Linked DNA regions of Homo sapiens: region 2 is linked to region 1. Evidence: chromatin loops called from intact Hi-C (ENCODE). Cell type or tissue: MCF 10A. All regions are shown on one strand. Links, peaks and the distances in the headings refer to the core of each region. The heading gives the core; the rest is flanking DNA.

Region 1 (4,397 bases), core at 263-4,262:
TACAGCATGGAATACTATGCAGCCATAAAAAAGGATGAGTTCGTGTCCTTTGCTGGGACATGGATGAAGCTGGAAACCATCATTCTCTGCAAATTAACACAGGAACAGAAAAACAAACACCACATGTTCTCACTCAAGTGGGAGTTGAACAATGAGAACACATGGACAGAGTGAGGGGAACATCACACACTCAGGCCTGTTGGGGGGGTGGGGGCTAGGGGAGGGATAGCATTAGGAGAAATACTAATGTTGATGACGGGTTGATGGGTGCAGCAAACCACCATGGCACATGTATACCCATATAACAAACCTGCATGTTCTGCACATGTTTCCCGGAACTTAAAGTATAATAACAAAAAAATTAATGAGATATTTTACATCTTTTTTTCTATTGAGTCTTCAATACCTAGGGCATACTTTACACTTACTCTACATCTCAATTTGGATACACTACATTTCAAGTGTTCAATGGCCACATGTGGCTGGTAGCTACTATATTGGCCAACACCGGTTTATGCCTTTCCATGTGTGTGTCTTGTATTTGTATAAGTGTTACGGATATGTTATTATTAGACTGTCAACTTTGAGGACGGGATCCCTGTATGATTTGTCTTTTTCCCTTCCACAGCATTTTGCATATAATAGGCACTCACTCAGTGGGTTGAATGAATCAATATATTAACAAAGAAACAAATAAATGAATGAAGAGAAGAATGAAAACTCATAAAGAGCCAGTTTCCTTTATTCATCTGAAAATTTGGTAAGTTGGCACTGTCCGAAATGTTACTTTATTATAGTCACATGATCTATTAGTATTCTACTACTTGATTCAACCAATATTTACTGAGTACTTAATATAAATAAGGGATTGTGCTAAGTACTACAGTTATATCATATTGAATAAAGACACAATTATTGCTCTAAATGACCTTAGTTTTAGTGGTTCCTAAGTTAGAGATGAATTGCAATTTTCTGTGTACCAGTTTTAAAAAGAAAAAAATAGCTCATCATGCTGTTCAGTAATCTAGGGTCTTAACACAACTAAAGAGTTAAATGTATTTATTTAAAAATTTATCATTTTAGCTATGCCAAACAACTTTCATAAAATATGTGAGTTTTTTCCCATATTCCATCATTTTAGAGGTGAACAAAATGAGGGAGTATTTTAAATTCACATTACTAACTTGCAATAAGTTATCCCTAAGGGACTTAAGAACTTAGTATTATTTTGTGCTTCATGGAAAAAAATTGACACTGAGTGCTATAAATATATCAAGGACCAATCCAATTCAATGGCTTGGGCACATAAATTCCTCAGGGGAGTTTCAAAATCCATGTTCTGGCCCTGAATACTTAATTATGTCTTTGGACTTTTAGTCAGTAGAAAATATTTACTTGTCTGAGGCCTTTCCTGAATGGGAATTCTTTGAGGGCCAAGAGTGTCTATCTATCTATCTATCTATCTATCTATCTATCTATCTATCTATCATAGTCTCTCTACCTACCTATCTGTCTGTCTTAGTCTATTTTGTGTTGCTATAACAGAATACCTGAGACTGTGTAATTTATAAAACCAGAGACTTATTTCTTACAACTTTGGAGACTGGGAAGTAGAAGATGGAGGGGCCCACGTCTGATGAGGAACTTCTTCCTGTGTCATCTCATAGCAGAAGGCAGGAGGGCAAGAGATTATGTGTGCAGGAGAAAGAGAGGGGGTGGAAGAGAGAAAACGGGGGCTGAATACATCATCATCCTTTTATCAGGAATTCACTCGTGAGGGCAGAGCCCTCATAATCTAATTACCTCTTGAAGGTCCCACGTCTCAACATGGTTGTGCTGGGGATGAAGTTTACAACACATGAATTTTGCAGACACATTCCAACCCTAACACTATTAATCTACCTATCTATTTACCTACCTACCTATCATCTGTCCAATTGTGCACCTAGCACAATTTCTGGCACATATTGGGGCGTAAATAAATATGTTAAGAGAATAATGCAAAGTAAAATCCATGATGATTTTCATTTGTGATTCATTACATGAATCCTCTAAGTAATTTGCATTTGCCAGATGAGGAGAAAATGTGAATGACTAAGGTTGCACACTCTATTATACTCTTTTTCACTGACTAACTATATCCACAAATTTGTGGTGTACTTTCCTATAATGGTTTTATTTCCTCACACCTTTTCTGCTTCATCTGACTCACATTGTTACAACCCTTACATATTAATCATTTTGAAACCACAGTACTCTGAATCATTGATGGGTTACAATGAAATACATCCACTAGGAAGTGAGAGCACTTCTAGGAAACATCTTGGTGCCACGTGCCTATTTTGATAAGGTTCCAGGCTATCAATCTGGGCCCACCTAGAGCAAAGTACTAGAATTGATCTTCAGTATTCCTATAGGTTAACTGAGAAGTGCAAGGACATTTATTAATACTGTCAGAGTTTCCTGAGGCTATTACATGACTGGGGATGTACTGCATTTTAACCTTATTTCAACCACTTAGGATTTTTATAATCAAAGGTTATAGTATATGATTGAGGAATGAGTTTTTACACAGCAACTCTACAGTGGACATCAAACTTTTCCTTTTCCTGCTCAAGGTCCATTTGCATGTCATTAGAAGCTGAATTTCTGTGGTTTGTTTCTAGACATAAAAATTGGTTGTCAAAGCCTCTTGGGCTTAGAAGCCTTTAATCTTCCTATCTAACCATCTTAACATGGGTTATGTTTGTTTTGATAAACATACTAGTAAAAGATTTTAAGCAGTTTGGGCTCTGTGAGAGACAAATATGCTGGCTGAATAACTGAATGGATTACTGGAAGGCTCTAGAGTGGATGTTTTACTGGTTGTGAAATCAAAGGCTGTTATAATCTCGGTTGATATTTAAGTGTTACAATATGCTGCCTACAGACTAGGAAGGTTACATGTCAATCTAAAATTCTAAGTACTTGATATCTTTATGTATTATCACTCACCATTAGTATCTCAGTACTTTCATTTTTTCCAGTTAAAGATAATTTGTTTTTAATGTTAATTTTTCTCTTAAAAAGTATGTAATAACTGAGCCAATTCTTTGGAAACATTTACAATTTCTCCTGGGATTATAAAGCTCTCCAGGATTTCAACTTCCTCTCGAGCCAATTTGGTAAAATAAAATATGATGCCAGAGTACTGGACATTGGGACTCATGGCTTATAATCAAAACAACATTATCGTTTTGATATACTCCCAGCAAAACCCCTTTCTGTAGGTCTAGTTCTTCTCTGCCCTTGGCCCCATATTTTCCCCCACTGACTCCTAGAAATCATGTCCCTTTCAGTTATAAGAAGAGTTTTATTTTAGAATTAATATGTCATGCCTACTGTAACAATTAAAAAGCAAACAAAAGCTGGGTCTTTACCTAATTTAGGGCTGCTACAGGCCAACCTACAGGGTGAAGGGCATGTTGCTGGCTTCTCTAGTTCCCCTGCCTTGTTCTTCTCTTCCTCTGCTATCATTTCCCCAGGTGGTGTTGGACTCCTGCAAGGTATAAGAAAGATGAGGGAAGGAGAGGCATACTTACAAGATGCAGCCATCATCTGGCACTCATTTCCTGGAGTTGAGGCCATTGTTTAAATCAAACTCTATCCTGGGAGTGCCGTGTGGACCTTCCAGAGATCCTGCAGGGCCTTTTGGAGCACCTCTCTGGACTAAAGCAGTTGGTCACACAATCTCCCTATGCATGGATATCTCAAATCTGTTTCTGCCAAGGTGTCCAGCCCAGAGAGGCATGCTCTTGGGTGTTGTTATGGGTTGTACTGTGTCCCCTAAAGAGAGATGTTGAAGTCCTAACTTTTGGTAATTGTGAATGTGACCTTTTTTTGGAAATAGGTTATTTGCAAATGTAATTCACTTAAGACGAGTTCATCAGGGTGGACCCTAATCCAATATGACTGGTGTCCTTATAATAAGAGAAGACAGAAATACACAGGGAGCGTGCCGTGTGACAACAGAGGCAGACACTGAACTGATGTTATTGCAAGCTGAGGAACATAAAGGATTGCCGGCAACACCAGAAGCTAGGATGACTCAAGGAATGACCCTCCTCTAGAACCTTCAGAGAAAGCACGGCCCTACTGACAACTTAACTTTGGACTTCCAATCTCTAGAACTGTAAGATAATAAATACCTGTTGTTTTAAGCCACCAAAGTTTGTGGCACATTTTCTTGTTATAGCAGCCCTAGGAAACAGAGCTATCCATATTTGTATAGATTGTATGATACAGTTGCACAGCTTCCAGTGACCGCCATTATAGAAGCTAGGAAGAGTCAAGGAAGAGAGTTCTGTCAGAGACTCAGAGGGAGCTGAGTAGCCAGACCAGGCTGACATCTTGATTTC
Region 2 (4,397 bases), core at 134-4,133, 120 kb before region 1:
TGCACCCATGAGCCCAGGTAGATGATAGAGGAGTCAAAGAGCTACCTTAACTTCCATTGGTAGTAGTCAGTGAGCCTGGTTATTTTTTTGCTTTCTTTTTTTTTTTTTTTATGTTGTTGTTAAAGACAACAGGTTAGTCAGTGTGGCATTGGAGAAAAGGTTGTGCTTTGAAGTCAGACAAACCTGGGTTTAAATCCCTGTTCTGCCTCTCTAAACTAGCCATTTGTTTCATGTTTGTTTTTCCTTTTCTAATGAGAATCCTAATACCTATCTGCCCTGCAGGGTTGTTGAAAGAGGTATTGATAATGTATGATGTACATGGCCCAAGTTAGATGCTCAGTAAGTGAAATTATTATTATTAGTCTCTGACTAACAATTACTGTTTGTAGTTCTTTTGTTTTTAATTTCAAAGACATAACTTGAATGAAGTAATCCCATTCTTCGCTTTTTTAATTTCAGAGAGCTCTGCTTCTAATTGTTCTTTTCTGATAGTAACTGGGTTGCATTGATGTAAAGTGTATTCAATGATTTTTTCTTTTGCTTTTCCTCTGTTCTTTTTTATTGAAGCTGTACCTCTTGAGTTTCTATGAAGCAGGTGTGTATCTCTATCAATACTATGAAGTCTGTCTAGACCTTCCTTTTTTCATGAGATTAGTATTTGTTGAGTGGTCTCTGCCAGGCTCTGAGGATGCATAAGTGTGCACAGGGAATAGTCAGAGAGCTGAAGTAAAAACTTGTTGTGACTAGAATAATCCTATTGTCCAAATTGTCCCTATAAACTCAGACTTAGGAGTTGTTGAAGCAGGTATATGCCTACATGGTGAAATTTTCCAGGACTAAATAATAGGACATTTCCCCATCTGTTTATAGTAGACCTGGTGCTTCCACCCTGAGAATCAGTGTTTAGTCAAGGCCTTGACTCTTTTATTTGCTGATGAAGGAGAATGTGTGCAAAAAGCTACACTTTTCCCCTGCAGCATTCTCTGAGCACATTAGCAAAATTTCAGTAACAGATCAGCAGCATTACCTTAGTAAAGAATAGGGAACTGACAGAATACACTCATGAAAGATTTGCTTTCGTTGGGGAGGCCATCTGGAGAGGACTGCCAGGACAAAGGCAGCCTGGGACAGGGTGGAAGACCTTGGGCCATTAGGGTCTGTGGTCACCTCCAGGATGACCTCCAGTGATTCTCACTTCTTGTTAGTCACACTCTGTGTTGTTCTCTCCCATTTTGAATAAGGGTTACCTTAGTAACCAATAGTACATTGTGGAAATGACTCCTAAGTGTGACTTCCAGAGGCTTCTGCCTTACTCTATGAGATCCCTCAGATCAACTTCTCTTACGGGAAGCCAGCTGCGATGTCATGAGGACACCCAAACAGCCCCATAGTTTCTTGGGGTAAGGAACTGAGGCCTGCTGCCAGCAACCAGCACCAGTTAGCAGTATGTGAGTGAGCCACGTGGGAAGTGGATTCTTCAGCCCCAATGCAACCTTCAGTGACTGTAACCCCAGCTGACGTTTTGACTCTAACCTTTTGAGGGAGTCTGAGGCGGAACCCACCAAGCTAAGTTCCTAGCCCACAGAAATTGTGTGAGGTAATAAATAATTATTATTTTAAGTCATTAAGTTTTTGGATAATTTGTTAAACAGCAATACATAACTAATACAGAACCCAGCACATGGTGCTAGATTCCTGGAAGAAAAGAGCAACGTTAAAAGAAATATTAAAAGCGTAGATCAGGGAGGCCAAAGAGACATTTTCTTCACGTTTTGCCCCAAAGTGGTATAGTTTACACTTTATAAAGGGGATGTAGTCATGGGGCTGGGAATGGTGGGAGAAAATGAATTCAATAACTAATTCCCAGAGCACCTGGATGAAAGGAAAAAAAGGCAAAACGATGAATGTTAGTTTGGGAAGGACTCCTGGATATGAAGGCTTGGAAATGGATCTTTCAACATCCTGTGAAGTTGTGAAAATTGTTTTGTACTTGAACAACCCTTGGATTTCATCAGACAGTAGGACCACAGTAATGTGGGTAAAAAAAAGTCTCCTGAGATCCTTGAGTCATTCTTTTTTTTCCTCGTACAAGACTCTAGTTAAGGCTACCAAAGACTATCTCACCTTTTACAAGTCAACATGCCAATGAAGGCAGCAGTTTCAAGGCTTGGCAAAAGGTTTCACATTCATTTAAACAAAAGGGGCTCTTTCTAAAATTATCTCTAGCTATATTAAACTATGAATCATGTTTGTACCTCTAGGAAGGACTTAAGTCACATATTAGCATTTAGGGAAGAAGGCTTTGTATTAGAGAGTAAAAAATTTTTAAAAAACAAATTGCTGTCTTACTACATGGTTTTATAACTGTCAACTTTTTATGTGTTTTCAATTGGGGGAAAGGATGAGTTTCTTTGGAAAGGGGCAAGGCAGGAAATCAGTAATGATTCATACCACTTTTTCACATGCTTCTCTGATGAGTTTTAATCACAAATCTGGGTCCACTTGTGTAACAAAAACATTAAAAGAGGGTGTTTTAAACTACGTCTTTTTATTAATCATGTATTTGGTCTTGTAAACAATACACGCAAGCACATCCTTGTTACGTCAGTTGGAAAACAGTGATTAACTAGCTGTTTAGGAGACGGGAGTATCTTGCAATTTTATATGCACTTCTCAAGTAGCTGTGTGTTTTCTCTTGGGTGATTTAATTTGATTTAGGCAAATTAAATTTTAGAATTTAATTGATTTTTAATTTTAATGATCTCTCTCTTCTATGCTTTGCATTTAATGGCATTTTTTAGGACTGCCACAGTAGTCTTTTGAAAAAAGGGCACATTTACTTGAAAGAAATATACTTTGTTATTTCTGAGTCCCTTTGAAATCGCTGAAGATGGTTTTACTTTAGCTTTCCCTTCAGCCTAATTCCCTTTTCCCCTTTGTTTCTATTGGGATGAGGTAATCCTGGGTTTGTAGAGTCTTTTGTGATGGAAATGGCTATGACCACACAGACGCGGCATAATATTTACTTGGAATAAGAGAAAGAGAAATATCAATAGTGCTGCTCACCAAGCATTTGAAAATACGTGTGTCTTTCATTTCCAGAGAGAAAAATACCACTTTGCATGTTCATTATTAATTTGGGTAACTGAAATATAGTGTGTGTTCATAAATTGTGAATCAAAATTGAATGAGAAGAGGAGTGAAATTTAAAAATTAATTATGGCAAGGTCTGAAGTTATGAAGGCCAGATGTATTAACGATGCATTAATATAGTATAAGACATTCATAAGTAAAATAAGGAAGTTATATGGAGCTGAACAAGCTCATCGAACAAATAGGGGTGTATGTGAGTACAGACCCTAGCTTCGTTGTTGTAGCCTGATTCTGAAGAACAGGTCAGCAACCTTTTTCTGTAAAGGGCCAGACAGAAAATATTTTAAGCTTGGAGGCCATAGGCCTCTATCACAACTACTCAGTTTTGCAGTTGTAATAGAAAGCAGCCATGGACAATATGGAAATGAATAGATGTGGCAGTATTTCAATAAAACTTTATTTATAAAAGCAGGCTGCATGCCAGATTTGACTTGGAGACTGTAGTTTGCTGCCTCCTATCCTACAGAACATAATTTTTCTTATTTACTTACTTGTAGACCAATGCATTGGAAAGGGAGTTTGAAGCAGCTTACAAGTACAGGTCGAGCATCCCAAATCTGAAAATCTAAAATCTGAAATGCTCCAAAATCTGCACCTTTTCCAGTGCTGACAAGACATCCAAGGCAAATGCTCATTGGAGCATTTTGGATTTTGAATTTTTGAGTTTCAGATGCTCAACTGGTAAGCAAAAGGCAAATTTCCCAAAATTTGAAAAATCCTTAAAAATGTATATAGCAAGGTCAAGGCACAGTAGGACCTGGAGAGATTTTGTGGGTAGGAATGGAGTGGGCTCCAGCCTATAGTAGATTGAGTACATCTATTGCTAACATCCGGGAATCACTTGGGAGCAAAGTCAGTGTCTGTGGACCATTCAGTTTTCATTTGAGTGAATATTATATGTAACCTGTGCTGAGGATCTGCGTAGATGCCCTTCATATCAGCATTGGTGAGAGCCTTCCAGGTGGGGCCCTTGACACCTAGAGGGGTGATGGTTGAAAAGAGAAATCTCCTACTCTATACCCCAGTGTGACTAAACAGGCCTAGCTCATCCCCTCAACCCCTGCCACTCCACTCACCAAATGGAACAGAAATTAAACACAGCCTTTTTAAATGTATATATCCTTTGTCCCTGTGCTTCCACTTGCAGGAATCCATCCTAAGAAAAATTTTAGGGAAGCTGCTAAAAACTGATATGTAGGCTGGGTGCGGTGGCTCATGCCTGTAATCCCAGCACTTTGGAAGGC

Evidence for each region. Peaks named below come from ENCODE experiments on the same cell type or tissue, not always from the same donor. Only the 100,000 strongest peaks of a DNase experiment are listed, where the experiment ranks them.
Region 2: it touches region 1 in a loop (4-fold over the local background); 1 of 110 quality-filtered maps calls a loop at or near these places.

Annotation. Positions count from the first base shown.
Region 1 is chr5:53,301,139-53,305,535 of GRCh38, reverse strand. LOC107986380 (a long non-coding RNA gene) reads left to right here and starts at 635. Exons shown (of 2, transcript XR_001742510.1): 1 at 635-760; 2 at 3,525-4,397. In MCF 10A, for the core only: no CTCF peak of the experiment used is centred there; a DNase peak (open chromatin) is centred at 2,215.
Region 2 is chr5:53,417,162-53,421,558 of GRCh38, reverse strand. No RefSeq gene overlaps it. Among named protein-coding and RNA genes, the nearest start is that of FST, 61 kb to the left of the region's middle. In MCF 10A, for the core only: no CTCF peak of the experiment used is centred there; DNase peaks (open chromatin) are centred at 2,068 and 2,598.